Regions from separate parts of the Mus musculus genome. Here regions 1 and 2 are each linked to region 3. The links are chromatin loops, found by intact Hi-C in ENCODE. Cell type or tissue: left cerebral cortex. All regions are shown on one strand.

Region 1 (2,500 bases), 160 kb before region 3:
TAAGGCAACTCTTATAAAGAACATTTAATTTGGGGCTGGCCTACAGTTTCAAAGTCCATTTTCATCATGGTAGGCAGCATGCAGGCAGTCATGATGCTGAAGACAGCCAGAGAGTTATACATCCTGATCTGCAGGCAGCAGGGAGAGACTGTGTGTCACACTGGCATAGCTTGAGCATATATAACCTCAAAGCCCACCTCCACAGTGACACACTTCCTCCAACAAGGCCACACCTCCTAGTAGTGCCACACCCTGTGGCCAAGCATTCATAGACATGAGTCTATAGGGGTCGTGCCTATTGAAACCACCCCAGTTCACCACCCAAGTACTGCAACTACAGGCTCGCACAACCATGCTCATCCTACCAACAATGTCTACTAATCTACATGAGTGTATGCTTTGTATTACCTTACCAATTAAATTAATTAATAAAATTAAATATTTTGTTTTGGCAGATGTGATGACACAGCACTCAGAAGGTGAGACGGGGATTGCTTGGAGCCCTAGGCCAGCTTGGGCTACGTAGTGAAAATCTGGTCAGCCAGAGCAGAATCCTATCCCCTCCCCTGTTCCTACCCCAAATCCCATTGTGTATATAGTTTGTAAGAGACAGTGGTTCACTATCTGGAACAGGTCTTTAAGCCCACTTCTACCTTGTGAAATGCATAGAAATGACCACTCAGCTTGGGGTAGAGATCTCTGCTTTCCTGGTGTCTAGGTGTGGATGTAGTCCCAGAGCACATGATCAGGCCCCTCCCTATTTGGCAGCTGAGTATAGGGAACTCCAAGGTGCTCAAGGGAAGGGGAAACCACAAGTTGGGAGGAGAGGAGCCCAAATGTCTGACCCAGCAACAACTGACACCACACGCATGAACTGGCACATGCACAAGAACAGAATCCCACAAGCTGGCGCTCAATGCAGCAATCCCTGTGACATGGAAAATAGAATACTTGGTGAGGTAGAGCTCCTTCTAAACAATAGTTACTTTTACTCAGTGTTGCTGGTGATTAAAATAATATATAAATGTGGTATATACATACATACATATATACACACACACATATATATAGTTTCTGAACTAGGAAAATCCCTTTAGTATCTCATTTTTTTCTGTTTTTTTTTTATTAAAGATTTATCTATTTCATATATGTGAGTCTGTTGCTGTCTTCAGACACACCAGAAGAGGGCATTAGAACCCATTACAGATGGTTTTGAGCCGTCATGTGATTGCTGGGATTTGAACTCAGGACCTCTGGAAGAACAGCCAGTGCTCTTAACCGCTGAGTCATCTCTCCAGCCCCCTTTAGTGTCCCATAACATCTATTGTCAGATTCTATCACGAGGTTGCTTTATTTACAAGCAAGGACCCTTCTTTCTCCTATCCACTCCTGGTCCTTATGCTCGTTTTTCTTATCTCAAATCTTGGTCAGGCCGGCAGTTCTCATCTCATCTCTGATTATAGTGGGAATCCATCTACTTATTCTTCATTAAGTCTGAAGTTGGACAGAGCTAGGCATGGGTCCCATTTGTGAGTTTAAGGAAGCACTAGGATGGAGTCTAGTCTATTTCTATTTCTAGTCCTTTTCTATTTTGTAAGTTAGATATTAGTTCATTCATTTTTATCCTCCCCAGCTCTCTAACACAGATACTACTTTCTGCCTTGGCAATATTCCACATTTTTGGGAAACACTTCCCCCGTGAGAAGAGCACATGCCACACGTGTATGAAAATTCATCTGCCAACTAATTAAAATAAAATAGACATTCATAGTTATGAAATGTCTAACTTGGGGCCTGGGGAGCTGGTGCCCTGGCTGTTTCCACTTGCTCAGCGTGTGCAAGCAATGGTCTGATTTCCGTCATTAAAAAGTAAGTTGGCATTTTCTAGAAGTTTCTTCAAATGTAGTCATGAGAGACTTATTTATATCACTAAGCTTTTTCTGAGACAAGTTATTTTGAGATACACACGTGTCCACTCCTTTCTACGACTGTGAAGAACTCCATTGTATGAGCTATGCTTCCACTTGCTTGTCCATTCTCCCATGGATGGACATTTACTGCAGCTAAAACAGGTAAATATGCTTGAGTGCCTGCCTGTCACAGCCATGCTTTCGTCTGTTTGAGTAAATGGCCTGGGTTATGGTGGCTGAGCCAGAACTGCAAGCTTAGCACTTCAGGAGAGGGTCAAACTAACTTCCAACGCTATTGCTTTATTTTCTATTTCCACATCTTTAAGACTTCTGTTTTGCTTCATGTTTGTTACCACAGCTCAGAGTGAGCTCCCACTTTAGTACGGTGTCAAGTCTCCTGATCATTTGCACTTACAATCTTTGTTGTTATTGTTGGCGTTTGTTCTCCTATTGTTGCGTTTCACATAACTTCTGTATTCTGTATACATGTCCTTTATCATAGTTCTGCATTGTGCATGTTCTATCTCAGTCTGAGGCTTGTCCTCTCGGTAATGGGTGGTGTCTTTTGAAAGGCAGAGTTCTTAATGTTA
Region 2 (2,500 bases), 270 kb after region 3:
GCGCGCGGCGGCGGCGGCGGGGCCTCCTCGGCACAACAAACACAGGCGGAACAGCTGGGCAGGCGCGGGCGACCGGGCGCTCGGCACCCGCAGGCTACCGGGCAGTGTTCCCCACGCCCAGGGTCCAGAGGGCAGCGTGATAGGGGCTAGCACCGACGAGGCGGGCACGGCCCACAGCCCAGACACCCGAGCACGAGTCGAGCCTCCGGAGCGGCGGGGCGGGCGGGGTGCGAGCGCGGCCCTGGAGCGCGGGCCCGCGGGCCGGCCCCGAATCGGAGCCCGGGCGCGCCCCCGACGCTGCGGCGGGGACGGCGGCTGTGGGGGCGGGGCGGCCTAGGAAGTGGGGGTGTCACGGAGAGAGCTGTCTGCGGACCGGCGGCCCAGGCGACAGGCGCCGAGGGCGGCGGGCGGGCGGGGGCCGCGGGTCGCTAAGGGGGTCGCGGCTGTTGTGGGCTCGCGGAGCGCTCCGCTGCGCGGCGGGGGCGGGTCGGCGGCGGCCGCCGCGCCACAGCCTCACAAAGAAGGACCGCCCGGCCCGGCCCCGCGGCCCCACGGCCCCACAGTCCTGAGAATTGCCCTGGTGGCCCGGCCAGGACCCTGGACGAGTGGAGAAGGGGAAGAGGCACTTCCTGCCTGGGCCCCCGCCCCGGGCCGCTCCCCGAAGGCTTCGAAGCCGCCGGCCCAAGGGCTTCGAGCCCCAGCCGACTCCGATCCCGGCGCCCACCGCCGTACTCACCGGCGTGCTGGGAATCGGCGCTGCCAGCAGCTCTTCGCTCCTCAGCTGGGTCGAAGCCCACCTCGGCCTCCCAAGTCTTCAGGTTTAGTCAGGCCTTGGCCCCGCCTCTCCTCGGTCGGGCCTCGGCGTCAATCACCGGGCGTGGCCCCGCCCTCCCTTCAGGCGGCTCTCCCGGTTGGCCCGCAGCGCCCTTCATTTCTAGGCTCCGCCCCTCTCCCTGGCACTCTGCCCCTTCCGCCGGGCCCCGCCCCTTCTCGGGCTCGCCCTCCCCCCACCCTTGCCCGCTTACACTCCGCCGCCCACCCCACCCCGAAGCCGCAGCGGATGGGCGGACTCCTCGCCGCTCGCCCCGCCTCTAATTCGACACCTTGCATCCTTACGGCCAATCAAGGAGGCTAAGTCTGCCTCCTCGGCCGAGGCGGCCAATGTAGTGAGAGTGAGGACCCGCCCCCCACTCCCAGCTGAGCGCACACAACACAGCATCCACGTGAGTCAGCTTCTTAAAGGAGACGCCTCAGCCTTGGTAATTGCGGCAGCTGGGACTCATTGCCCGTCATCGGCGTCACCTGCTGGCGGCTGAGGCCATAGCTTCCTGATAGCCAAGGAAGCCTAGAAGAAGCGAAAACAAGAGGCTGTTTTCTAGTCAACGCTGGTATTGAGGTTAAAGGGCTACCTAGGTTGAAATGCCCGTTTTACCATCCCATCAGGCCACTTTCTCTTGGCTTACACGAATTGCCTTAAACAAATCCCGAACTCTTTGTGTCTCGGTATATAGGAATTCATTGTAAACAAGGTTTTTTTCAGCGTGCTTGGTTCTATTTACAAACTTTCCAAGTTTTCTCTTCTCTTCCCTCTCTCTGTTTCTGTCTCTATCTCTTTGTTTTTCGAAACAGGGTTTCTGGACAGCCTGGAACTCACTCTGTAGACCAGGCTGGCCTCGAACTCAGAAATTCGCCTGCCTCTGCCTCCCAAGTGCTGGGCTTAAAGGCGTGTGCCACCACGCCCGGCCCAAGTTTTCTCTTGACCGTTGAAGTAATTCTCAAAAACTTAAGTCTTTTATGTGGAGATCAACTGTCTTGTTGAAAAAGACAGCTGTCCCCTTAGCCCTCCCTCACCATGTTTAAGATAAGTTGGAAAATTTTTGCCATTCCGTTGGCTTTCCCAGGTAATTAAATCTCTGTTGGCTGTCCATAAAGATGACAGAAATACCTCAAAATATTTCATGTATTAAATAAACATAAAATATATAAATTATACACATATATATATACTAGCACTTGAAATTTGTAGCATAGAATATGTGTTCTGACAAAACCCTGATACTTAACCCTAAATCCTTCAGTACTTTTCATTCATTTATAAAATAAAGAGTTACTGTGGCCTGGTTTTGTAGAACATGCCTTTAGTCTAGAGTGAGTTTCAGGACAACCAAAGCTACATAGTGTCTCGAGAAAACAAAACAAAACAAAAAGCTACTCTGACCATCAAAGATAAAAGACTATGTTTAGATTAAAGAGAATTTTGCTGGAGGAAAAAAAGCATTTTGGGGTATATTGGGAGATTCTTATAATCCCTTTATTTTTATTTAATACAAGACTGTTAAACTTAGAGCTGTGTACACTGGTCTATAGCTATTGTCATGACACTCTGGAAAGCCGAGGCAAGAGCATCAGGAATTGCTACAGTGACTGACACTGTCTTAAATCAAGGTACACATGTATTCCAGGAAAGAAAGTACAGTGCCTCATTTCCCCCCAGAATTTG
Region 3 (2,500 bases):
GCAGAGGCAGATTTCTGAGTTTGAGGCCAGCCTGGTCTACATAGTGATACAAAGTGACAGCCAGGACTATACAGAGAAACACTGTCTCGAAAAAAAAAACAAAAACAAAAACAAACAAAAAAAGAACAACAAAAAAGATACAACCTGAGAGACCAAACCTGCCAGGTGGGCGTGGTGAAGCACGCCTGTTATCGCACCAATACAAGGGCAGAGGCAAGGACCATGAGAGGCCAGCCCTTAGCTAGAGCGAATGCCAATAAAAAGGAAAATTGGACTCGAAGTCAGCCTTCAATGTGGCCTATCGTTCTTTCTGTGGCACTGCCACCTAGACCTAGGGCACACCTCTGTCACCTGCAAGAAACAAACTGCTTGAACCCTGAAAAACTCTCTTGTGGGCCGTTCACGTGGCGACCCCTGGAAAGCCTTGTGCTCCTGGAATCTGGACCCTGACACACCGTAGGCGGTGTAGGGGGACCCGGCAGCTCCCGGGTTTCACCGAGGTGTGGTGTGGACAGGAAGGTGAGCACAGAAGGGGCACCCGACGCTCCTCGCCCCCGCATCCTGATCAGCTCTGGAGGCTTCGGCCTCCCTCCCAAGAGCCGATCGCCCTAAGCCCTCCACCCAATTCCCGCCAGTGTCCGTCCCCCAGGGCCCACCCGAGGAGGCCTGCTCCGGGGAAAAGCCGCCGAGCCGCAGCTCTCCATCCGCCCACTCGGGAAAAAAAAATCCCTTGGCTGCCGCCATGTTCCCGCGCCGAAGCCCACACCTGACACCGCGGGCCGCGCACCTGGGACACACCGGGGGAAACGCGCGACGTCGCGGGGACACTGGGGCGAGACAGCGACTCCACGGGGGTCACAACCTGGGAGAAGAACCCGCCGCTAATTCATCCCGAAGCGGGGAGGCGTCGAGCCCCGTCGCCTTAGTAATGCGTCCCTCCGGGCTCCACCCTGATTGGCTCCTGGCGCAGTGACGCAAGGCGTCTCCGGCTGCGTGGGAAGCCCTTGAACCGGGCGCTCCGCCCCTGCTCCGCAGTGGGGAGAGACCCCGGGCGTCGTCTAAGCTCCTTTAAAGGAACCGCGCCCCAGATCAGTGTGGCCAGGCGCAGATGCCTGCCAAAGCTGGTAGGGGTAGAGGAGCAAGAAACCAAAAATGAGAACTCAAGCGGTGGTCTCCGGGGAATCTAGTGGTTGCGTAGGGGGATGGCAAAGCTAGAGCACTCATTTGCAAGCCTAACGTTTACGTCAGGAATCAAAGGGCAATTTAGTATCCAGCCAATTCTAGAGCCTGAGTTTCTGCTGGCACAAAACTCAAGACACCTTCAACGCCTGAGGTTACCTCATGGAAAATAAATCGGAGGCAATCATTTACAACTCTTACTTTCTTGCCTCATGTAAAGAGCAAATGATCACGCAGTCAGTTCTAGAGCCAGGTTCCTGATGGTGTAAAACTAAACGCACCTTCATTCAACCCCTAAAGTTGCAGGATGGAAAACGCAGAGACACTAAATGACAAGCGTTATTTTCTTGCCCCAAGTCAAAAAGCAACTCCAGGTTCTGTGGTGCGCAACTGTTGCTAATTCGCAGTGTTTGCTCAAGTCTCAACGTTTCCTCTTCTGGATGGCCCAATCAGTTTTTATGTTGCTGTCGGGTTTTTGTCGTTGTTGTTGTTGTTGTTTGGTTTTTTGGGTTTTTTTTTTTTTTCTGTTTGTTGGTTTTTTTGGTTTTTTTTTTTTTTTCTGTTTGTTGGTTTTTTGGGTTTTTTTTTTTTTTTTTAAGTTTGGTTTGGTTTGGTTTGGTTTTGTAGGACACTCTTTTGGAAAGGTCTTTGTGCCTTTCTACAGTGTTGGATCTGGCTCCAAACCTACCAGACTAAGCACCTGGATGCTAGAGACTGGTTAATTTAACCTCTTTGCGTTTCCCCTGCACAATACCTTCTTGCTGACTTTTAACAGATAATAGACATCTTTAAAAATATGAAATGTCCACACATAGCCGACAGAGCCTTTCAACAGCTTTTCATTTATGTTTATTCATTTAATCTGTTTATTTAACATGAAACAGAGAGAAATGAATTTTTAAGTTCAGGGTAGCCTTGTGTGGTAGTACATGCCTGTAGTCCCAGCAGTCCCCATAACAGAGCCAGGAGACTGCCTCTGCAAGACTCTAAATTTTAAAAAACAAATGCAAGGTGCCTTCGCGCTCAGAGCCAGCGTTACCTCTCCTTTACCTTTATTCAATACTTAAGTGTTTGAGATGTGCCACAATTGTATTAGAAAACAGAAAATACAACGAAGGAAAAAAAGCAGCACAAAAATGCAGTTATCCCTCAGAGGTTGAACGGACCTCACTTTTGTCTCTAAACTCAAGAGTTCTGGGAAAATCTTAGGAATTTTAAGGCTTGTCATTGTTTTGAACTTAACATGGGGATCCCCCAGAACCTCTCAAGAATGCACCGCTGTGAGTTCTCTGAGGATTTAAAGAGTCTATACATAGCCTTC

Evidence for each region. Hi-C counts contacts between places; a loop is a spot of excess contacts. Peaks named below come from ENCODE experiments on the same cell type or tissue, not always from the same donor. Only the 100,000 strongest peaks of a DNase experiment are listed, where the experiment ranks them.
Region 1: it touches region 3 in a loop (2.0-fold over the local background); 4 of 42 quality-filtered maps call a loop at or near these places.
Region 2: it touches region 3 in a loop (3.0-fold over the local background); 2 of 42 quality-filtered maps call a loop at or near these places.

What each region holds. Positions count from the first base shown.
Region 1 is chr17:73,265,888-73,268,387 of GRCm38, reverse strand. No RefSeq gene overlaps it. Among named protein-coding and RNA genes, the nearest start is that of E330032C10Rik, 16 kb to the right of the region's middle. In left cerebral cortex, a CTCF peak has its summit at 1,129; a DNase peak (open chromatin) is centred at 1,726.
Region 2 is chr17:72,835,028-72,837,527 of GRCm38, reverse strand. Ypel5 (yippee like 5) reads right to left here and starts at 900. Exons shown (of 3, transcript NM_027166.6): 1 at 737-900. In left cerebral cortex, a CTCF peak has its summit at 1,307 (motif pointing left); DNase peaks (open chromatin) are centred at 7, 240 and 1,068; H3K4me3 peaks cover 1,453 bases; H3K27ac peaks cover 1,407 bases.
Region 3 is chr17:73,106,444-73,108,943 of GRCm38, reverse strand. Lclat1 (lysocardiolipin acyltransferase 1) reads right to left here and starts at 959. Exons shown (of 6, transcript NM_001177967.1): 1 at 788-959. In left cerebral cortex, a CTCF peak has its summit at 1,093; DNase peaks (open chromatin) are centred at 264 and 994; H3K4me3 peaks cover 1,695 bases; H3K27ac peaks cover 1,378 bases.